Regions from separate parts of the Homo sapiens genome. Here regions 2 and 3 are each linked to region 1. The links are chromatin loops, found by intact Hi-C in ENCODE. Cell type or tissue: endothelial cell of umbilical vein. All regions are shown on one strand.

Evidence for each region. Peaks named below come from ENCODE experiments on the same cell type or tissue, not always from the same donor. Only the 100,000 strongest peaks of a DNase experiment are listed, where the experiment ranks them.
Region 2: a loop joins it to region 1, with 10 times the contacts of the local background. A loop is called at or near these places in 25 of 110 quality-filtered maps.
Region 3: it touches region 1 in a loop (9-fold over the local background); 98 of 110 quality-filtered maps call a loop at or near these places.

The regions. Positions count from the first base shown.
Region 1 is chr7:44,473,453-44,481,452 of GRCh38, forward strand. All of the region lies in intron 2 of NUDCD3 (NudC domain containing 3), which reads right to left. Among named protein-coding and RNA genes, the nearest start is that of NUDCD3, 13 kb to the right of the region's middle. RefSeq lists a silencer at 3,898-4,192. In endothelial cell of umbilical vein, a CTCF peak has its summit at 4,091 (motif pointing left); a DNase peak (open chromatin) is centred at 4,069; H3K27ac peaks cover 1,081 bases.
Region 2 is chr7:44,371,796-44,379,795 of GRCh38, forward strand. NUDCD3 (NudC domain containing 3) reads right to left here. Exons shown (of 6, transcript NM_015332.4): 6 at 7,324-8,000. Among named protein-coding and RNA genes, the nearest start is that of CAMK2B, 50 kb to the left of the region's middle. RefSeq lists an enhancer at 6,184-6,373. In endothelial cell of umbilical vein, a CTCF peak has its summit at 3,735 (motif pointing right); a DNase peak (open chromatin) is centred at 7,116; H3K27ac peaks cover 1,755 bases.
Region 3 is chr7:44,238,043-44,246,042 of GRCh38, forward strand. It overlaps CAMK2B (calcium/calmodulin dependent protein kinase II beta), which reads right to left. Exons shown (of 24, transcript NM_001220.5): 7 at 5,383-5,485; 8 at 5,208-5,291; 9 at 4,518-4,612; 10 at 4,176-4,298; 11 at 3,658-3,741; 12 at 2,665-2,707; 13 at 1,547-1,621. Among named protein-coding and RNA genes, the nearest start is that of YKT6, 41 kb to the left of the region's middle. RefSeq lists enhancers at 2,835-3,034, 3,195-3,264, 3,285-3,384. In endothelial cell of umbilical vein, CTCF peaks have their summits at 3,096 (motif pointing right), 6,421 (motif pointing right) and 6,621; a DNase peak (open chromatin) is centred at 3,129.

The sequences.
Region 1 (8,000 bases):
GTACACTAAGGAGAAGCTACCTGGCAACAGGAAGTATTCAGTCAGTGTCAGCTGCTTATCTAGTGCAAGGGTTCACAGCACATTCCAGGGATATGACAAAGGCAACATTCACTGATGTGCTTTTGTCTGTGCATGTGTACTATATATAGTAGGGAAAATATATACATACATATAAAATATTAAAATTTTGCAAAAGATGATATTGAACAACAGTCATCTTTAGGAAGAACCTGCTTCTATTACATACTCTCCTAACTTTCAAAAATGTTACCCTAAATCCAACTCCAACTTATAGGAAATAGGACAAAGGACATGCTAAACCACATGTGGGTAATAATCAGCAAAATCCAGCTAGTGGGAAATACAAACAAACAACTTGATTTACTTTACCAAATAAATTTTGAGGGAAAAAAAAGAGAGAAAAATGGAGGGTTGACTATGAGGCATTGGTGTTTGGAGCCTTATTAGTAGCCTGATTCAAACAAAACTTTCTTTTAATTAGGACACTATAAGAAAACTGGAAGTTTAAACAGTGGCTGAAAATATTTACAGATGAAATGATACAAGGCAGAATTTGTTTCAAAATAAACCAGGAGGGAGAAAAGCAGGCTGCTGTTGGAACTGGGCAATGAGCACATGAGGAGTCATGTTCTTCTGTCTACTGTCTTTTGTATTTCAAATTCTACCTAATAAACATTTTGTGAAGTACATATATTACCTTTCCAACATCAAAAAAAAAAAAAACCAAGCTAGCATAAAAAGAAGAACTATTATTATAGAAAAATATTCAAATAGAAGTTGGTTATTTTAAAAGAAATTGGCTAGTTTTTAAAAAGTATCTCTCAGATAGTAGGGTAATTAGTTGCTTTTTTCTAACACATCAATGCAAATAAATCCTCAGTTAGTCCACGAGGTAGTTCTGCTTCAATTCCCAATAACTCTCTGGCCCTACCTTCTAAATGTATGATTTTAAGCAAAGCACTTGACCATTGTACATCTCAATTTCTTCACCTGTAAAAAGGAAGCAGATCACTGGTTCTCAATTTTTGGAAATACACATTTTTCCAGGGGAAAAACTCCACAGATGATTCTAACACTCCTCTTCCTCCTCCCTGACCACATGCTCCCTGAACCCATCCAACTCTGAAAACGTTAAGATACCAGGTTATTTTCTGATATAACTTCAATATCCAGCAAACTCAACACTGCTTTCTAAAAATGAAGCATATAACCTTCACTGCAAAATAAAAATAAACTGCAAAATAAAAAATAAAAATGCAATGTTTCTTGTGAGAATTTTTTAAAAGTCCTCCTAACAACTTAAATCAGGTTTTCCTGACTTGTGATTTAAGTCAAATCGCTTGGAGGCTTCTTATGCCTGAGCTTTCTTAAAGAAGGTGCAGTTTCAGGGTGAATCACTGGAAAGGTGAAATAGCAGCTATGACACAAGATGACACTGAGCCAGGTGGCCTAAGGCTCAATCCCCAGGTGGGGTCCACAGATAGCTGAATCTGAGGGGAAACAGACAGACATCCCTCAACCCCTGGCTTTCTATTCATTATTCTCTCTCAGTGCATACTATGCAGCATATGCCCTCATCCAAGGACAAGAGCCACTTCAGGTAGACAACACTCAACAGTGTACATCACAAATTCATTTCTTTTTTTTTTTTTTTTTGAGACGAAGTCTCGCTCTGTCACTCCAGCTGGAGTGCAGTGGCATGATCTCAGCTCACTGCAACCCCCGCCTCCTAGGTTCAAGCAATTCTTCTGCCTCAGCTTCCCGAGTAGCTGGGACTACAGGCATGCACCACCACACTCAGCTAATTTTTGTATTTTTAGTAGAGACAGGCTGTCACCATACTGGCCAGGCTGGTCTACATCACAAATTCAAAATCAGCAAAAGGCATGCAGGAAATGCTAAGGATACTCTGTTCAGCATAAAAGAAGATAAAGTGTAATAAAATTTTATAAATATACATACATGTATTTATGTATATGTTTACATGCATAAGAAAAAAACAGGCTGGATACAGACACTCATGCCTGTAATTCCAGCACTTTGAGAGGCTGAGGCAGGAGGATCTCTTAAGCCCAGGAGTTTGAGACCAGCCTGGGCAACACAGGGAGTCTCGTCTCTACAAAAAATTTTTTAAAAATTAGCCAGGCATGGTGGTACACATCCGTGATCTCAGCTACTCAGGAGGCTGAGGTAGGAAGACAGCTTGAGCCCAGGAAGTCGAGGTTGCACTGAGCTACAATTGCACCGTGCTCCACTATATTCCAGCCTGGGCAACAGAGTAAGACTATGTCTCAAAAAAGAAAAGGGAAGAGGAAAAGAAAGAAGGAAAGAAAAGAAAAGCCATAGAAAATATCCCAAAAAGTTAATAGGAAGTGAAGGGATTTTCTTTATATACTCATCTGTATTTTCCAAATATTGTACATTGAGTATAATCAGAAAGAAAAATGAAAAGCTTTTTCTTTTTTAAGAGAAATAATAGTAACGATAATAGCTAGTATCTACTTGAGTGCACACTCTGTCAGGAATCATGCTAAGTAGGTCTCATTCAATCCTCACCACAGTCTACGGGGTTGGGTATATGGAGAGAAGGGGATTCTGATTAAGCCCCCGTGACTCTACAAAGGGGTCTCCTGCAATGGGCACCTGAAAAAGCCTCGACTAGTAAAGGAAGAAGCTGTTTAAAGACGAAACAAGGAACCCAAATTTCTCAGGCAGTGTGAGCCTACACACGGAAAGAAGTCTCAGGCCTGAAGCACAGGCACCTTTCTATTCTCCTGACAGCCCACCCGAGGGACATCAAGAGCCACAGATGTCATGATAGGTGTGTGAGTGCTATAGAAGGAATGTTTGTGTCCCTCCAAAATTCATGTTAAAGACCTAACCTCCAAAGTAATGTTATTTGGAGGTGGGGCCTTTGGGAGACGATTAGGTCATAAGGGCAGATCCCTCGTGAATATGAGTAGTGGCCTTATAAAACAGGCCTAAGGGAGTTCATTTGCCCCTTTCACCATGTGACAGCTCGATGAGAAGACAGAGGTCTATGAACCAGGAAGTGGGCCCTCACCACTGAACCTGCTGGCACCTTGATCTTGGACTTCTAGCCTCCTATAGAGGCTGTCAGCAATAAATGTCTGTTGTTTATAAGCCACCCAGGCTACAGTATTTTTGTTATAACAGACTGAGCGAAAACAGTAAGCAAAACCAAAGAAGAGGTACTAAGAAATGGAATTCGGCATGCACTGGGGGGGTCATCTCACACAGCACCAGGAAGTGAGAAAGGCTGAGTAAGTCTCTGCCCCTAATCACTGAAAATGTGGGCACAGCCAGCCATAAAGGAATAACGTAAAATGAAGTGCAAACTCCAAGGAGGCATGGTTACCTGCTGGGGAAAGCGGAGGGATGAACTACTGGAAAAGACTTTGCTGATGAGAAAAGTGAAGAGTGCCCATACCTACGGAGACCAAGTCAGGAGGGAGCAGCCTGATGATGATGATGAAGTATCTGCCAAGGACACTATTAGGAAACCTGAAATTTATCTTCCAAATGATGCCATTCCCTTCCCAAGAAGCACCGAGGTCCCTGTAACTGCGCACAAAGGCCACACTACCCAAAGCAAGAGAAAGTACTGAACAGTTTTCTCAGGTATTATGTTCTAACGGGCTTGTCCTAGAAGGGGTTAATATGTTAGATTGTTCCATGACACCCTCTTTGTACACTGTCACTACTCTGCTTCCCTGCCCAGGGCAGGAGGAATGGCCTAGTTGGACCCAGGGCCCTGTCACTGCCCAATGCACACCAACAGTGTTGGAGCACTCTGTTCCTCATCCAAAGGACAAAAAGATAACCAGTCCAAGCACAAAGGACAAAGACAACAGTTTCTAGGCAGTAACTGACATTCTTAGTGCTACCATATTTTCCTTCTTCTCTGTTAAAGAATTCTGCTCGTGATTTTTAAAAGGAAAAGCCCAGGACTGACACAGCCTTTCAGAGATTTTTGTCAGCATCCCAGCACAAGCAAAGGCAAAGTCACCATCCCACTGTCTACAGCAACACCTGCAGGTCAAGAGCCTGAACTGCAGGTGCTATGAAAGTTGACACTGACGGCCCATGCCCAGGAAACCAACACCAAACCCTACCGTGAGGTCATCCAAGAGGCAAACCCTAACAGGCAGCTCTTGAGAAATGCCTGATTAGTGACTACGTCATAAGATGCTGCAGACTTTGCGCCCCTCTCTTCCACAGTGCTAATCATGTCTGCAGGCACTGGTCACCCAGTCTAGTATTACATAAACACTGAGGCTCAAATGGCACTTTTTCACTTTTTACAAAGTCTTTACTATGAACAATTCTTTTTTTTTTTTTTTTTTTTTTTTTAGATGGAGTCTCGCTCTGCTCTGTCGCCCAGGCTGGAGTGCAGTGGCACAATCTCAACTCACTGCAACCTCCACCTCCCGGGTTCATGCAATTCTGCTGCCTCAGCCTCCTGTGTAGCTGAGATTACAGGCACGCACCACCACACCTGGTTAATTTTTTGTATTTTTATAGAGACAGAGTTTCACCATGTTGGTGAGGCTTGTCTCAAACTCCTGACTTCAAATGATCAGCCGGCCTCGGCCTCTAACAGTGCTGAGATTACAGGCATGAGCCACCACACCCAGCCTGAACAACTATTAAAATTGTAAAGCATCCTTACAGAATATAAGCACATTCTCTGATGCTATCTTGTGCAAATAGGGAAATATCTGTGTGCAAATTCTCTCTCTTCTCTGAGGAATAAGATGGGTTATTTACTTTGGGCCGGGCGCGGTGGCTCACGCCTGTAATTCCAGCACTTTGGGAGACCGAGATGGGTGGATCACCCAAGGTCAGGAGTTTCAGACCAGTATGGCCAACATGGTGAAACCCTGTCTCTACTAAAAAAATACAAAAATTAGCCAGGCATGGTGGCAGGCACCTGCACTCCCAGCTACTTGCAAGGCTAAGGCAGGAGAATCGCTTGAACCTGGGAGGTGGAAGTTGCAGTAAGCCGAGATCATGCCATTGCACTCCAGCCTGGGCAACAAGAGCAAAACTCCGTCTAAAAAAAGAAAAAGATAGGTTCCTTTAAGCCCTGGGGTGGGGGCATTTCTGATCTTCATTTGACATGCCCTGGCAGCAACAGTAGGGCAGAAACAAGAATGAAATTCAGACCAATTGTAGGTTATTAGTCAGGGAGATGCTAAAATCAGAGTGATGGTAAAATTAGGTCAAAATAAAATTTCCCCCAAATCACCCCAAAAATACTATAAATGAAACCTGTACATTATTATGTATAAATAACAATGTATGCTGCAACAGCTTTAGGGCAGAACACAGGCACAAGGTTGCCAGGATCTGGGAGTCTGGCACCAATGGAAATGTCATTGTATTAGTCCATTCTCATGCTGCTATAAGGACATACCCAAGATGGGGTAATTTATAAAGAAAAGAGGTTTAATTGACTCGCAGTTCAGCATGGCTGGGGAGGCCTCAGAAAACTTACAATCATGACAGAAGGGGAAGTAAACACATCCTTCTTCACATACCAGCAGGAAGACGTGCCAAGCAAAGCGGGAAAAGTCCCTTATAAAACCGTCTATGAGAACTCACTATCACGAGAACCACATGGATATAACTGCCCCCATGATTCACTGCCTCCCACCGGGTCCCTCCCATGACATGTGAGGATTATGGGAACTGCAATTCAAGATGAGATTTGGGTGGGGACACAGCCAAACCATACTGGTCATCTATCTTGACTGTGGTGGTTACAAGACTACATTTGTCCAAAGTCATAAACTGTATTCTAAAAGGAATGAATTGTATTGTTACATAAATTATACTTTACTAAAACACAAAACAATTGTCTGTATACAGTAATGAACACCTTACAACAAAAATGCATATATAGAGGCAGGAGGAGTACTTGAGCCCAGAAGTTCGAGTTCAGCCTGAAAAACACAGCAAGATCCTGTCTCTAAAAAAATAAAATTCAAAATACATATATACAAAATATAAATACATTATTTTTAATCTTGTTTCTTTCTTTCCCAGCACTTACACTGAATTTATTTAAATTAAATAAGCATGTGATGTGACTTTACTGTAGTATACAAAAAGGGAGTTTTTGCCTAATACTGGTTAGAACCGAAAAACATGTCAAGTAAGAGTCATCAGATATCAGCAATCTAAGACTTAGATTCTCAGATTTTAGACAGAGTGCTCACAAAAGATGGTGCTTCTGTGTGGTCTTCTACAGAATAACTACCTTAAATTACTCAATTAAAAGAACTGCAGATCTATAATTTATAGGATAAACCATCCTGAACACTGGTGGGAGGACTTGGGGTGCAGCTAAAGGTAGAACAAGGAAAAGGATGGTCTTTCACATTCTATTTTCAAATCTGCTAAAACACTACATTTCAGGTATAACTAGAGATCGGTGCCACAACTTCCTGTTTTGTTCAAGGAAAACAAGTAACTGAAGCTGAGAATGTTCCAGTCCTTGGAAAGGTTTGATTAGGATTCTTGCGGTACCAGTCTATTCTGAACAAAGAGCTACCAAGTAGAAAGGTTAGCTTTCCTGAAACATATCCAAGTCTTCACTCTATACTTATTTTTAAGGTAGAACTCACAAAACTAACTCTAATTCTAACCCAGAACAAAATTCACTGGTTCAAGAATTTTAAAATAGGGTCTCTACAAAACAACAAAGTAGCTATTCTAGTCTATTACTCAGAAATCAAAACCAATACCCTCCTTTCATTTTTTAGAGATCATAAAAGGAATACAAAAAAATTAATAAAACAAAATAAATGGTCATTACAGAAAAATTAGAAAATATAGTAAGGGACAAAGATAAAAATGAAGAACACTCACAATTCCACCACTCTGTGATTACTACTACTATTTTCTTCCAGCTTTTTTTCTACATACATAATTTTTAAAGTTTTCAAATTTGATATTAGACTATATAGTTTGAATTCTCCCCTTCTCACTTAACATTATATCATGAAAATATCTGTATAAGTCAAGGTTCCACCAAAGAAACAGAAGCAGCAGATATAGTCAGCCCTCGCTATCCATGGGTTCCATAGCCCAAATCAAAATATTCCCAAAAAATATTTACCAAAATATTTGCTGAGGATCAAAAATATTCCCAAAAAATGGCCAGGCATGGTGCCTCACACCTATAATCCCAGCACTTTACGAGGCTGAGGCGAGTGGATCACTTGAGCTCACCAGTTCGACACCAGCCTGGGCAACATGGTAAGACCCTATCTCTACAAAAAATACAAAAATCAGCTGGGCAAGGTGGTGCACGCCTGTAGTCCCAGCTACTTGGGAGGCTGAGGTGGGAGGCTCGCTTGAGCTCAGAAGGCAGAGGCTGCAGTGAGCCAAGATCATGTCACTGCATTCCAGTATGGGCAACAGAGCAAGACCCAGTATCAAAAAAAAAAAAAAAAAAAAAAAAAATCCAAAAATTTGAAAAAAAAAAAAAATGGATTGTTTTGTCTGTGCTGAACATGTACAAACTTCTTGTCATTATTCCCCAAATAATACAGTGTAACAACTATTTACATAGCATTTACATTGTATTAGGGATTGTAAGTAATCTAGACATAATTTAAAGTCTATGGGAGAATGTGCATAGGTTATACACAAATATTATACTGTTTTATATAAGAGACCTAGACATCCATGAATTTTGGTATCCACGAGGGACCAGGAACCAATCCCCTGCAGATACCAAGGGATAAGTGTATTTATTAAGAGAGTTACTGCAAGAAATTGGCTTACATGATTGTGGGGGCTGGCTAGGCCAGTCTGAAATCCACATAGCAGGCCAATGTGGAACTCTCCAGAAACTGAGTGCAGCTGCTGTCCATCGGAGAAATTTCTTCTACTTCAGGGGAGCTCTGCTGCGCTCTTCAGGCTTTCAGCTGATAGATCAGGCCCAC
Region 2 (8,000 bases), 100 kb before region 1:
AAAAAATTATCCAGGTGTGGTGGTGGACTCCTGTAGTCCCAGCTACGCGGGAGGCTGAGGCAGGAGAATGGCATGAACCTGGGAGGTGGAGCTTGCAGTGAGCCAAGATTGCACCACTGCACTCCAGCCTGGGCAACAGAGTGAGACTCCGTCTAAAAAAAAAAAAAAAAAGTCTCCCATCAAAGGGGGAAAAAACCCTGCTGAGAATTTTATTGGGATTACATTGAATCTATATATCAATTTGGAGAGAATTGACAGCTTAACAATATTGTCTTCCAATTCACAAATATATCTCTCCATTTTTAAAAAGTCTTATTTAATTTCCTTAAGTAGGTATTTTTTGTGGTTTTTAGTATACAGGTCCTATACATGCTTGGTTAAATTAATTCCTGAGTACTTTTCACTTTTGATGCTATGGTAAATGGCATTTAAATTTTTATTTTCTACTTGTTTGTTGCTAGTATACAGAAATGCAATTGATTTTGTACATTGATCTTGTATTCTTCAAACTTACTAAATTCACTTATTAATGTAGTAGTAAAATTTTAATGAATATGGAGTTTCAGTTTGGGAAGATGAAAAAGTTCTGGAGCTGGATGGTGGTGGTTATGGTTACACAACCACGTGATGTATTTAATGCCACAGAGCTTGTAATGGTAAATTTTATGTTTTTATGTTATATATATATTATCACTGGGTAGATTTGTTAGTATTTTCTAGGTACATTATTATTATGTTCTATGTGGATTTAAAAAGTTTAACTTCTGTAGTCATAAAAGAAGGAGGAAGACAAAGAGGAGGAGAAGACACAAACGAAGACTGTTGATAGCCACATTTAGCTTTCATTGAATACAGTTAAGGATTCAGAATTTTTCATTTGCTGCCTATATCAGCAAAGATTAGAAAATTTGCAGAGAATGACATTCACTATTATTAGGCAATTCAGAAGATGACATAGAAAGACAGCAGCACTCTCTAATGATAATGATGAAAATGAAAGTACAAGGGAAATCTTAGAATGAGTCTTCAAATGATAACATCCCAGATAAATTTTCTTGAACTCAAGAATTAATGATGAACAATATATTTCTAATTTCAAAAATGAAATATGACATTCTCATTCAGTGAATCACTCAGCATGAAGGACTTCATCACACAATATTTCACAAGATCCTGGACCATCCCATTTTGCTAAAAGGACAGTATTGTGTGACAGTATTCTTTCATCTTTTATGATGTTTGTACATCAAAATGTACTTTATATATTAAAATTTCTTCTGAGAAATAAGAAGTTAAAAATTAATCCAAGAAATCCATCTAGGATTATGTTTGTTCATGTGCGGAAGATAACTTGGGTGGCCTGTGAAGTCAGGCCTCAGACAGTTCCTTCGTCCTGGCATCCCTTCAGCCTTTCTGGGTGGACAAGAGGGTTATGAGAGAAAGCAGCTAAAGGTGAGAAGCGCCCAGGCCGCCCTCCCTACTAATGCATCTCCTATCTCTGCCTCTGACCCAGCCCCTTGCTCTGCCATGGTGCTAAATCCAAGACCTGCCCTCCCCTGTGAGGGCTCTCCACACCTTCAACTGACCACAAACCTATCCACACCCCTTAGTTTGCCATTCAAGGCCCTATGCACATACCTGCTTGTGAATTCTACCTGGGCTGTTCCCTCTGCCAAGGCAGTCTGACTCCATTCTCCCTCTGGACCCTGGTAGCATCCCTTGCTCGGTCTCCAGTTCCTCCCAGTGCAGTGTTGCAGCCAGGCTGACCAGGCTGACAACCAATCTGCCAGGGGATACTGCCTCTAGGGCAGTGGGTCCCCTCTGCCCTGAATGTCCCTATGCGGGGGAGCTGTGGTATGAAGTGGGGAGTGGTGAGGACTGTGGTGCTCAGCCCTGCCTACCTGCTACAGCTGAGGCTGTCCCTAGAAGGATCCCACCCAGCACTGCCTGGACTCTTTACTTTTTCAAAAGAGCTCAGAAACCAGATCTTTATATAAAATCTCTTGTTTTTTTCAATGCCAGCAACAACTCAAAATTGTAATGGCTATGGAGTTTCAGTTTGGGAAGATGAAAAAGTTCTGGAGCTGGATGGTGGTGATGGTTGCATAACCATGTGAATGTACTTAATGCCACAGAGCTTGCACACTTGAAATTGTTAAAAGGATACATTTTATGTTATGTATATTTTATTACACTTAAAATAATTTAAAGTGTGTGGGGGTTTCCCAACACCCCTCCTCAGGTGAGGGCAGTGTAGTAAACAGTGACGATGGGTAGGGCAGGGGATCAGAAAGGGTAGGGGAGGACAGGGGTTGGGTTAGGGCCAGGCCGGGTCTTGCCCATGGGTAGCAGGGGTCCTGAAGGAGGGGCCATTGACGTGTGTCCAGGTCTGTATGCTGCATTGTGTGGGGGAAAGGGAGAGTGTGATCATTCAGCAGAGCAGTGGGCTCAGGGGGTGGTCGAGGGGTGGGGGTTGAGGGCAGGTGATCCTGGGTTCAGTCGCTCACCTCCGGTCTGCAGGCCCCAGGTGGCAGGAGGCCATTCACTGGAGGCCAGAGACAGGTGGTGCTCTCGAGGGTGCTGATGCCCTCATGCGGTGGGACCCCCAGGAAGCCTGCCAGTGCCTTTGGATGCTCAATGCTGGGGTTCTTCCCACTCAATGTTGGTCATTTTGCAGCTGAAGAAACTGAAGCATAGGGAGACCAGGCCCCCTCCCTAAACTTCCTGTGGTAGCCTTGGCTCTGGGCAAGCAGTCAGGGAGACCCCAGCTGTGCTCCACCTTGCTCAGTGTGGAGGTGACAGTGAGGGCTGGGCGAGATGAGCGGGGGATGGCAAGGATCACACGCACCCCTTTGAGAACAGGTCGTAAGGAACTTCTTAGCTCCTGGGGTCACAGCCCCTTTATCTAGTGGCCAAGGGGTACTTTTGTGGGGCCTGCCACCCCATATACAGCTGTGCCCAGGCCTCCACCTTGCCTCTGGCACCTGCCTTCACGTGTGGAGCACGAGATACTGCCTGGGGATCCTTGGGGATCACACGTGGTGAGCCAAGCCACCTGCCTATGAAAAGGAGAAAAGGAAGAAGATGGAAGAGGAGCAGGGGAGAAGGGGGTTAGGGTCAGGGGAGGGGAGAGGTGGCCTGGGTCTGCACAGAGCTGCAGTGGTGGGACTGAGGGTGGCCCCACTCTCAAGGGCCAAGTAGGGTTGTGGTATCCCTATCTCCCAGTGCCCTCCCTTGGGGTCTGGCTCCTGCCCTGCTTCTCTCTTCTGCCTTCAGACATTTGGGATAAACTCCAAACAGCAGACCATGGCCTTTAAGATCTAGCCCCCAGGGTCCCCACTCTCCTTTCTCATCCATGTCTCCAGGGCCCTCTCCCCTCTGAGGGGACCCTCCCAGGGACCCAAACTAAGCCCAGCCTGCTCCCCGGGCCCTGTGGAGTCCACCAGAGCCCAGTCCTCCCTGAGTCATGATGGCAGAGTCCTTTATCTTTTGTCACTACACGGGAAATGTGGGGTGTCAGTGGCCTGTGTTGCTCACAAAGGTCCTGAACACGGGAGTGGCTGCCTGTGGCAGGTAGATCCAGGCTGAAGCAGAGGCGGCCGTCCACTTTCTGCCCCGATGCCTCCCGGCCACCAGACACACTGCCTGCCTTCCACTTAGCAGAGGTTCAACACAGTGTCCATCACCACCTCTAAGTCCACAGGCTTGTGTTTGGCAACAACAGTGACCTGTTGACCAGGCCTGGGGTCTGGAGCCTGCACTACTGTGCCCACCACTGGGTGGTGCCCTCTGGACAGGTGTCCCTCTCGGAAAGCTGAACCCAGGCTCTGAGCCCGAAGGAAGGGTGGGGGCCTGGGAGGGCTTCATGGCAGGTGGAGCGAGGTGGGATGGGGTGAGGAGTGACATGAGGGGGCCCTCCCAAGCCAGGGGCAGGGGGTCTCTGATCACACCCCCAGGGACCCCTGCACCCCACCTCTTGGCAGGAGGATGGACAGCTCCTTGAACTGAACCCCAATGGCTGGGGGTCCTTTTTCTCTTTTTCCTTCCTTACCCTAGTCCTGGAACCCACGGTCTCTAATGCTGAAATTCCCAAATCACAACAGCTTGTGCATCCGCAGGAAGCTCTTCTTGTCCTCCTGTTCTGAGGGAGCGGGGACTCTCCCACACCAGCCGCCCTGGTGTAGATCGCATGGGCTCCACGCTGTCCTGCCTACCCGCTCAGCAGGGCTCTGTGTCCTGGGGTGAACCTATGGCCGCGTCTTCCCGCAGAGAGTGGGTGGTGTTGCCTCCTCTTTCATGTGTGGGGCCATCAGCCCACATTTCTGTAATGCCTAACCCATCGCTAACCAAAAGTCAGACATGGCGCTGCGGAGATGCTCACCTTCAGGTTCTGGCACCTTCCACCTGCCTTGGTTTCCTCAGCTGTCATGTGGGGTATGGGTAGGATGCACCTCAGGCATTGTTCAGGGCAGTGCTTCTCAAACTCACCCCCAAAGCCTCCACCCCCAACCCCCCCCCGAGGGGTTCTGATCCTGTTGGGGAGGGGAAGATGGGAAATTGCACCTCTGATCTACTCAGGTGTTGGTGGCTTCCACTGGAACCCCAACGTGAGACCACCTCTGAAGACTAAACCCACTGCTACATGCTCCAGTGCCAGCGGCAGGTGACATTCCCAGGGAATCAGCAAACCCTGCAAAGCAGACATGACGGTGGCCTTAAGTTAGGGCTCTTTTTTTTTCTCCAAGACACAAAAATGACTAACCTTTAGAAACGGGAATATTTATCTTGAACACAGAGAGGACCCTGAAACCCTGCAGGCCTGCCTTGAGCACCCAAAGTACACTTCCTCCATGTCCTTTCCGAGTGCACCTGTCAGTCTCTCTCCCTCCCTGTCCCTCCAGTGTCCATCTCTAAGACCCTGAGTCCCTCTCCCTCCCTTTCCCTCCTGTGTCCATCTCTGAGTGTCCCTCTCCCCCCGACCCTCCCATGTCCATCTCTGAGTGTCCCTCTCCCTCCCTGACCCTCCCATGTTCACCTCTGAGTGTCCCTCTCCCTCCCTGTCCCCTCATCTGAGTGTCCCTCTCCCTCCCTGTCCCCTCAGTGTCCCTCTCCCTCCCTGTCCCATCTGAGTGTCCCTCTCCCTCCCTTTCCCTCCTGTGTCCATCTGAGTGTCCCTCTCCCTCCCTGTCCCTTCCACGTCCCTCTGTGTCCCTCCCTCCCTGTCCCTCCCGTGTCCATCTCTGTGTCTCCCTCCCTCCCTGTCCCTCCTGTGTCCATCTCTAAGTCCCTCTCCCTCCTTGTGCCTCCTGTGTCCCTGAGTGTCCCTCTCCCTCCTTGTCCCTCCTGGGTCCCTCTCTGAGTGTCCCTCTTCCTCCCTGTCTCTGATCTCTTTGGATCTCTACTGGCCTCTCACACTGCAGCCAATGTCTCTGGTCTATCCACTCTGTCCCCACCCTGCTCCCTAGGTGCCCACTCAGCCCTGGCTGGCAGCTTTGGGTGCTGGTCTTACATCCCAAGACTGATGTTCTGCTTCCTTGGGGCGAAGGACAGGGCAATCCCTGTGAGGGGGTCAGTTCTCAGAGAAGAGATGGGCCTAGCTGACCCCCAGCTGGTGTCTTCCTCACAGTTGAGTGCATGCTTCTCAGGACTTCAGTAGAGGATTCCACTGAGCTGGGTGAAAATGAGTTTCTCTCTGTCCCCACATCATTCCCCTTTCCATGTTCCTTCCCATGGGGCTCCAGCAGCAGCCTCTGCTCCAGTCAGCTGTGGTTCTCAGTGTCCACCTGCCTGTCTCTCTGGTTTGGGGACAGCGTGTGCTGTGTGACTGTGATTCTCTGATGGATCTGAGAAATGTGGATTCTCCGCTCAGCGGTTTCGTTGTTCAGATGGGAATCCCTTCCATGCTCCCGACTGTCAGGGGCTCCTCCCAGACGTGGTGGAGGCTGGAGATGTCAATGCTAGCTGGGGAAGCAGCCAGGGGCTCCCAGGCTCTGGACTTGGGTGACCCTGTCCTGAAGGTTCCTGGGAAGGGGGAGAAGGCAGGTGGGATGTGGAGGGTTGGGTTGTATCTCCACCTGGGTATTCTCCCAGAGTCAGCAGCAGAGAGCTCCCAGGTAGAGTGCCAGGTGGCCAGACTTCTGTGAGGGGTAGGCACTACCCAGGCTGAGAGCCAGGAGGGGCCAGAGATGCTTTTGGTGGGATCAGTCCTTCCTGCTGGGCCCATGGTGCTGGGATTCTCTCCAAGGGCTGCAGGCCCAGTCTTGCTCATGGCACTCACTTTCTGTTCTCCATGCAAGCCGGATGTGAGACAAGAAACTCAGACCATCTCAACTGCTTAGTGCTTTCTTCCCCCAAAGCCCTGCGATGAGGAAGTGGGCAGTGGGATAGACTGCTCATTTGGTTGTCTGACAGGTCACGAATGGGCCCACCTACAACACAGGTGGCTTGGGTGCTGCCACCAGCCACAGCCAGGAGAGCAGGTCTCTAAACCTGAGGGAACAGGCCTTGGGCACAGGCAGACTTACTGGGGAATCTGGGCTCTATCCTGGGAGTAGAGGCAGCTTCTATCCCAAATGCCTGCCCTACAGCCCTGCCCTGCCTCTGGGAAATGTGCCTGCCCTACAGTCCCACCCAGATGGGAAATGTAGGGGAAATGCAGCCTGAGTCTAGGGACTCATGGTGGCCTGAGCAGAGAGTAAGGAGTGATCCTCAAGTATGCCCCCCACCTTGGAGGACCAGGAGGGTGGAAGGGGAGTTTAAAGTGCAAAGACAGGCTCCAGGCTGGGAGTTCTGGAATAAATACAACTTGCAAAGGGTTGTATTCAGAACATTCCTACAAGTCAACAATAAAAGACAAACAGCTTAGTAGAATAAATGGTGAAAAATAGAAACAAAATTCACAGAAGGAACCTGAATGCCTAATAAAAATATAAATGGGAGTTCAACCTCACCATGACAAGGGAAATGCATGGGCAATCCAACTTTACACTCAGCATGACTGCAAACATTACAGAGTCCATTAAAATGGTGAGGAGCTGAGCAACAAGACCCACTCGCAGGAGGGGTACAGAGGATGCCCTGTGACCCCGCAACTCCACTCACAGGAAATGCCTAGGGAATCTCTCACACTTGAGAATGACTGCTGCATTGTTGTAATATTGAGAAATTGGGGCCAACCTAAGTACTCACCAACAGGATGTTGTTAAATAAACTGTGATATCTACTCAATGGAATATCACACCCCACCTAGGGGAGCAGAGGAGACTGTGTATGGACACAGACAGCTCATGAAGGTAAGGGAGAAAGAAAAGCAACTCACAAAGATACTGATTTATACGGTTTACAAATACACGTACAGTGAAAAATGACACCATCAAGCCAGGCACAGTGGTGCACACTTACAGTCCCAGCTACTTGGGAGGCTGAAGCAGGAGGATCACTTGAGCCCAGAGGTTTGAGTCCAGTCTGGGCAACACAGGAAAAACTCTGTCTCAAAAAAAAAAAAAACTTTTAAAATGACCATATCATGGAAAATTCTGGAGAGCAGTTATCTTGGGACAGAGATGAGGCAGTTGGCGGGGCGGGGCGGGGTGGGGGGGAACAGGGGACAGGGGTGGTCACAGGAGTCCTAGCTGCTCTGAAGTCGTGAGTGGGGACAGCAGAGCCTGTTCAGGAGGCTGCTGACTGTCCAGGGCTTTGCTGAGTGCCTGGCTCTGCCAATGGGAGGTTACCAGCAGGAGAGCCTGGAGTGTCGAGGAGTCACCACGGCCCTGCACTCAGTTAATGCTCTACTGTTGCTGTCTGGATATCACTTGACTTTTGGGTGTGGTTGGTGTTGCTTTAAGTTTCTGGGGATAGCAAAAGCTTAAGAAGTGACTCTTGCCATCACATGGCTGACCACCTCTGGTGAGAACACTGGAGAATAGTTTAGGGGTGCCCGAGTTTCCCCCACTGCATAGAGCCTGGTGCCAGGGAAGACAGGCTGGACCTGGCTGTGGCCC
Region 3 (8,000 bases), 240 kb before region 1:
TCTGACTGGATGGTACTAGACTCAGCTGCCATTGGCAGAGAACTGAGCTCCATGCTCACTGCCGTGTGATATGGCTGAGCTGGGCTGACCTAGCAGGATGGGTGGTCCTCTCAGCCCTGCCTCTGCCTTGTCCCCTTAGCTGGTCACCCAGGACAGCCATGCTGGGCTCTGTCCACATGCACTGACCACCCTCCAGGACAGAGCTGCTCTCGGCGCCCAGGGTGGAGCCACACATGCAGGGCCTCATGCACCGTCGCCCCACGTTCACTTGCAGACAGGCGGGCATTGCAGCGGGAGCCCCGGGCACAGGGCAGCGTAGAGGCAGCTGTCTCTCAGCACTGTCCCCTGGGCAGCAGTGCCTCCCCAGAAGCCACTAGCCTCACTCTTTTCTAATCACAGCCCCCTCCCGCCTGCGCTCTGGAAAGGCCTGTCAAATGGAGAAGACGTGGGAGGGCTCTCCCGGGGTGCTGCCTGCTAGACACGTCCACTGGGCTCATGGGAGGAGAATAGACTGCCCTCCCCGAGGACGCCCTGGGCCTCCCCAGAAGGAGGGTTCTCTGGCTGGGAAGGCCAGGCTGCTCACCCTGTGGGTCATGAGGAGGCCTGGGGAAGGCAGTCTCCAGCACCCTGGAACCTCTGCCGGGTCCCCAGCCCACGTTGGAGGCACCGACAGGGAACTCAGCAGCTCAGCCCAGGGAGGATCTGGGGTCACCCCTGTAGCCCTCTGTGTTCTGTGGCCAGGCGTTGTCAGCTTGGCCTGCCCTAAGCTCTCACCAGCCTTCAGCTCAGGCTGGAGCTGCAAGGAGGTCTTGGGGTCGCCTAGCCCTCATGGGGTCTGCCCATGGTCACAAGCCAGCAGGTGGGCAGAAGCCAACTTGGGCCTCTGGCTCTGGCCCCGCACAGCCCAGAGGAGCAGGTGGCCAGTGCCGGCCTTTTCCCTCACAGGGTTTGAGGCCAGGGGAGGAGGACTTTGCAGAAACAACCCAAGAGGAAGCCTTGAAAGTCTCCTCAGGGTGCATAAAACCCTCACCCACTCCAGAGCGGCTTGTCCTGGGGGGATGCTCAGGGCAGACATGCATGTGTAGGACTCAGCAGCACAGACCACCGTCTCCATGCGGCCCCAGAGGGGCAGGGTGTGTGTCTGCCCCAAGGGCCTCTGCCTCTCTGGCTCTGCTCCTCAAGGCTCTCCTTTCAGGATTCAGACCCCCCAGCAGCAGGCCCAGTGGCTCCCTGTGGGCCCAGGCCATTCTTAATGGGGGTCTCCGGACCCCCAGACCTCGGGGGCCAGGACCAGAAGGGCTTGGTGTAGCCCAGGGGCCACCTAGCCCAGCCCCTCCTCTTACAGGCGAGGAGCCTTGGGGGCTGCCTCCCTGCCCTTGTGGTGGGCTCTGCTGGGATGTGACCACACGGGAGCAGGGGCTCCCGGGGGCCTGGCGGCCTCTGGGGCGGCTCTGGAGCCCGGCCAGCGGCTGCGTGCAGCAGGGGGCTGCATGCTGGCAGGAGGGACGGGCGGGAGCGGGCGGGACGCTGGTCGAGACACATCTACCTTGTTCCACCAGCCCCATGGTGGTGCCGGAGGCCGCGGTGGACATTGTGGCCGGAGCGGTGGTCTGTCTGCCCACTGTTAGCACCGGGTTAGAGACGAGGGGAAGGGAGGGGTGGGCGGACACAGACGAGGGGTGGGCGAGGTAAGGGAAGAAAAGAGACAAAGGAAGCAGAAGAAGATTAGAGTTAAAGTTTAGGTGACAGATGGTTCCAGAATCCTTTGCTCAAGAGAGTGAAAACAAGATTGGACTGATTGACACGGAAAAGCATTTGCCTCCTTTCTCCTTAGAAAACCCCAGTGGGGGCTTCTCATGCCCAAAGGGTGTGGTGAGCACACAGCAGACAGGACAGTCCTATTAGTGTTGGTGTGACCGTGTGCACGCGTTCCCGGCATTACAGCATCACAGCAAAAGTAACAGGATGGCGGGTGGGGGGCACCAGATGCAAACGGACAACGAGAGAGACGGATCACAGACGCTCGCACACGGAGTGTCGGACGACGGAGAAGCCACAGGTACAGCTTGTCCAGACCTGGGCTGCCGGCTCCACTCCGGGGCTAACATCATGCCCGATGGGTCTGCCAGCGCCCTGGGCCTCAGGGGTCTATAACAGACCCCACCCCCCTGCCAAGAGAACTTGCTTCCCAACCACCCACCCTGAGCAGCCGGGACAGGAGGCTGCAGCTCATCCAGAACTTGGAAGGAGGCCCCCGAGCCTCCCGCATCACCCCGCATCCCTTCTGCCCACCTCCCGCACAAAACACAATGTTCAGAGCACTCAAAATGACAAGGAGGCCACATAGATGCCCGACAAACGCCTGGACAGACACACACGATGCTGTGAGCCCCAGTGGGGCAGCACAGACGCTCGTGTTCAGGGGGTGGAGGGACACAGACCCAGCACGAAGGTGATGGCCTCGGGGGGCTGGACCCTGTGGTATCACCCAAGGTGGGAGCCCAGCGGGGCCAGGTGGGCAGTGGGTCTCAGAGCTGAGGGCAGACGCCGAGGGCAGGCCTGCCGCAGAGGAGGAGTGGAGAGGCTGGTGAGGAAGGAGGCGCTCTCCTGCGTGGGCCAGCAGGGAGGGGGCAGCGCCTGTCTCCCTGGAGAAGAAAGGCTCACCTGAGAAATTCCGTGTGGCCAGCATGGTGGTGAGGATGGCTCCCTGGGGAGAGACACAGATAAAACCGGGGCTATCCCATCAGTGTTCCCTGCTGGCTTCTGGCCAGGATAAGACCCCTGTCCTCCTGCCCAGATGCTCAGCCTCATTGTCATGAGGCTGACATGACCTCAGCCTTCCAGAGAGGCAAGAGCTCCAGGAAGCCAGCAGCCGCACTGAGACAGATCACCTATTTCCAGAACTACACACACCCTGGGCCTAAACCTGTTGACCAACTACAGCTTCTAGCTGCTTCAAGACCCCTCAAGCCTCAGGGGTCACCAGAACAGCTGGTCACCACGGCAGCTCCTCTGGGGTCCAGCTCCCTGACAGCCCCTTCTTTTCCTGACAGGCTCAGACAGGGCAACAGTCCTGGGGCTTCCGGGGAGAACTGCTCAGAGACCAGCAGAGGGCAGTCAGGCAACAAGTCCCCATCCCGGAACCCACAAGTAGAGGGACTGCCAGTGTGCGGTCACCGGAGCCAGCCCTGACCAAAGCAGGCAGGTTGGATACCCTACTGGGACCCACCTCCCTCCCAGAACTCCCCCAGCCCACCCAAGACCAGTGTGTGTGGCTCTGCTCTCCTTACCAAACCTGTCTGAGCCGGAAGCTTCGGACTTGCTTGTACTAAACAGTGTGACTGCCAGAGGGTGAGTGCTGCCTGCAGAGCCCGGGTGAGGAGCCCACAGCGAGCGCTTCAGGACAGCTCCTCCAAGGGCTGCTAGGAGGTGGCACAGACAACTAGGAGGAGCCACACCTGGCCCAGGGCCCCTCTGGACTCATTCCCAAGCTGGCCTGAGTTCACCTGATGCATCCAGTCTGGGACTTGCTAACAGTCAGTCTTGGGGGCAGCAGTAACCCCTAGGTCTGCCCAGACCCCCCAAGGCCCCCCTGCTCCAGCCCAGAGGGACACAGAGAAGCATGGCCGTGCCTGGGACTAGGGGCCAGGGCCTCACCTTGAGCTTTCTCCTGGCATTGAACTTTTTCAGACACTCCACAGTCTCCTGTCTGTGCATCATGGATGCTACCGTGGAGCGTTGCTGTGGGGAAATGGGTGGTCATATGGCAGCCGAGCCCGAGGCACAGGGGAGAGGCCAGGGTGGCAAGGCTTGTGGCACCCTGGGGTCCCCACTTGCCAAGAGCCACCGGCCACCATTGCGGCAAGGGTTGTCTGTCCCCACCCGCCTGGGACTTCAAGACTCGTCTCTCCCTTGCCTCGTCCACTCTGCCCCTCACAGACAGGACTGCAGTTGGGAGGAAGGGATCACCTCTACCCTCTAATGCCTTCCAAGCCCCAGGCCTCACAAACGTGCTGGTATGTCCCAAGCCAGAGGCCACAAGGAGCACCCAGGGGACCCAAGGGAGCTCTTGGATGTCAGGAACAGGACCCTCTTGGGGTCCTTGCCAGGGGAGTGGTCTGAGGCCATCTCCACCAGGAGCCCCCTCCCCACCATGGGCACCAAGGGCGACTCACGCAGACCCACGGGTGCTTCAGGGCCTCATGGGCTGTGATGCGCTTGGCAGGGTTGATGGTCAGCATCTGGTTGATGAGGTTTTTGGCTTCAGGAGTGACGGTGTCCCACTCAGGGGACGGGAACTGCAGAAGGAAACAGCGCCCCGGCCGGGCCTGAAGCTCCCTCTCAGGCAGGGGCAAGAATTCTCCAAGGGGCTTCATCTCCAGCCACGAATCTGGGAGAGCAGGACCCAGGACCTGGCCACAGGTGGCTTCACCCCACTCCTAGCCTCTTCCCACGCTGCCCTCACCCGGCCACACCTGGAGGAAGGGAGCTCATCAGAGAGGGGCTGGTGCACTCACGTCATAGGCACCAGCCTTGATCTGCTGGTACAGCTTGTGCTGGTCCTCGTCCCAGAAGGGTGGGTAGCCCACGAGCAGGATGTACAGGATCACCCCTGCGGATGGGGCCTGTGAGCACCGCAGCCACTTGCAGGGTGCCACCGTCCATGAAGCCCATGCCCTGCACCCTCACTGCCTAGCTCCTGTGGCCCTGGGAGGGCATTGGGGTCCTCAGCATTCCTTTGCCCCCACCTGTGCAGCAGACACTGGGGTAGAAGGGCACAGCCGGCCCCCTGACCTCTGCCCCACACCCACACTATCACAGGGATGAGGGTGATGTCAAGCCCCTCTGCTGCTCCCCACCTCTGTGGGAGGAGACCCCTACCCAAGGAGGTGGCCCTGCCCATGGCCCAACAGCCCCTGACCTCTCTTCTCCACTCCCATCCACCCACCACACTTCTGGACCAGACCTCTGCTGAGCGCAGGCGAGCACTGGGGTGCGCCAGGTTCATGTGAGCAATTCTAATCTGGGTGGAAAGGGGGCTCTTGGCTGTGTGGGCAGACCCCTGCCAGGGCAGCTCAAGGGCAGGTCTGACACAGATAAACCCAGATGAGAGCAAGACGTGCTGGCCACTGCACACTCCAGGATGTAGGTGGGAAGTCCTGAAACACCCGAGGCCCTGCCCCGCACCAACTCAGGCCAGGCCTCACCACATGCCCAGATGTCCACAGGCTTGCCATACGCCTCTTTGCGAAGGACCTCAGGGGACAGGTAGCCTGGTGTGCCAGCGAAACCTAGAGAGAGGGGAAGAGGCCACAAGGGGCTGTCAGCATCACCTCCTGCCCTGCCAACTGCCAGCCAACACACCCTGCCCCTGGCACTCACCAAACCATGCCTGCTGGTCCCCCTGCACCTCGATAGCTAGGCCGAAGTCTGCCAGCTTCACTGCAGCCCCTTTGCACTTGCTGGCCAGAAGCAGGTTCTCCGGCTGCAGGGAGGTGACCGGCACAAGGGTGCATGTTGTTTAAACCCAGAGGTGTTATGTGGGGTTGGGTGGGGGGTTACAAAACAGAGAAAACAGTGGTTTGCAAGAGACAGGTGCACAGGTCTGAGCCCTGCCCCATGGTGTCTGCAGGGCATGGCTGAGCCTTCACCCCAGAGTCCCAGACGCTGAGCCTGCAACCCCACAGCCCCTCTGCCCCTGGGGACAGAGACACAGCAGCTCTGGCCTTTCAGAGGAAACTTGGCTCTCAGCCTGAGCTTGGATCCCCATAACCTGGAAGGGCGACCTGGGGGCTAGTTGGACCAAAACCTCAAGCTCATCCTTACAAGCAAACTAAATGTTCCCCACAGCCCTGGGGCAGACTGTGCAGTGGCTGGGGGCTCCCATGGCCCTCGGACTCCCACTGGCTGAGAGGCTGCAATGGCCCTCCCTTCCCTCCCTGTTTCTCACTCCTCAGAGACCTGGGATGTTGGGGGCTGCTTGAGGGGAAGTTCAGGTATTTCCTGCTGAGATGGTGACCCCCAAAGGGCAAGGAGAAACGCCCAGGGCCCTCAGCACTAGGGGCAGCCCAGGACATCCACCCACCAAGTCCCCCTGGCTCTGGTCATCCCCACTACATGGGGCAGGAAGGAGGCCCCTGCAATGACCCCCTGCCCGCTGGGTATCCACAGGTTGGGGGGTTACTCAGGCCCTGACACAGAGAGCAGTGCCCTTGCTCAAGCCAGAAGGACATCTGCTCCCTATCTTGCAGCAGCGGCCAAGGAGGCCTGGGGGCACTTGGCACTGAGGGCCTGAGGGGGTCCCAGGGCCACTGCATCCCATGGGACCTTCCTGTCCCAGCTTTCAAACCCCATCGGGCTCTGGCCTACCCATCAGCCTCACCATCTCCCAGCGGTGGGGTCTCTTGGCTGCAGGCCTTCCTTGTCCCTGACCAGCAGGGGGCTCCCTGGGGCCCTCGGGTCCCTTGGCCAGCCTCCCAGGCCACCCCTTTGCCCTGGTGAGTACCCCGCTGTCCTGGCACTGCTTCCATCTGATGCACTACCCTCGGGATCACACTGCCGCTTGATGAGCCGCCCAAAGAGACAAAACAGACCACTCCACCCACTTTTAACACTGGTTGTAAACCTCAGAGATCTTGAAATGTGAAAAAGTGACCCCCAGAATGAATGACATATGCTATCCCCATGTGGAAAGACTGCCACAGCCCCGAGCTGTGAGCGCCCCTCAGCAGAAACCCAGAGCTTCCTCGAAAGCTCCAGCCACGCCCTACTGAGCAGGCGGGATGAGGCCGTGTGCCCCCTTGACAAGGCAGCATTGGGGGCTTCTGTCCCCCACCTCCACCTCCTCGTCACCTTGGGGGTCCCAGCCTGCTGGGGCACACGCATCCGTGTCCACCGAGCACCAATCCACAGGCCACTGGACATGGTGATTTTGCCAACGTGAGTGGGTGGAGGCCCCAAGCTCCCCGTGCAGCTACATGGAGAAGTTGGACAGAGGAGGGGTCAGGGGCTGCATTTCTCCACCCAGCCCAGAGCAGACTTGCTGCATGTCCCCCCTCCCCAGAGGAAACAGACCAGCAGTTCTTCCGAAGAGAAGGAGCGTTAAGTGAACATGGACCGTAGGAAGCACTGGGCAAGAAGGCCTGGAGGCTCCAGGGTAGCTCTCAGGCTGTGCCCACCCCTGCTAGGCCACCCAGTGATGCCCCCACCCTGGCTCTTTTGCAGTTCCCTGGGATGACATCAACTGCCCTCTGCTCTCTACCACCCTCCCCAGTGGGGTGAGAGCAACCCCACTACTCTGCTGCTTCCTGGGCTGTCACGATCAAGATGGTGGATTTCTGTCCAGGAGAAAAGGACATCCTGTCCCCCTCAACAGGAGGTTGAGACAGCAAGAATTCTGTTTGTCCCCCAAATTGGGGAGGAGGTACCACTGACCTCTACTTCTATGCCTTGGCTCCAGAGTTAACCAGATAAATCATGGGGTCTGGTAACACAATGTCTGTGGCCCCTCACAGGAGAGCCACTGAGTCCTAGCACCAACCCACGTGGCCCCGAGGGGAGCACCTGGGGGCCCCCTCCTCCCAGAGGCGCCTGAGTGAGGCTGACTCAGGTGAGACAAAGCAGGACATGCTTGGGATGCAGAGATGAGAGGGAACAGGGGGTACGGTGGCGTGTAAAGGGTATAGGAGAGGGTCCCGGATCTGCTCTTGGTGTGACACTCTCCCCAGAGCAGCACAAAGATCATCGATGGCCTAAGGAAAGGTGTGACCCCCATTCAGCATGAAAACCAATGGGGAGGTTGGTCTTAAAAATGCCATCAGGGTGATGGCCCCAGGGTCTGCACTGCTTGCCTGTCTACAGAGAAGCAGCAGGCTGAACCAAGCCTTGGGGAAGGTGGGGTTGAAGAAGGAGGAAAGGAGATTGGAAGGAAGGAAAGGGAGGAAGGAAGGGAGAGAGGAAGGAGCAGAGAGACAGCTAAGCTTCTGAGAGGCCACCCTGTG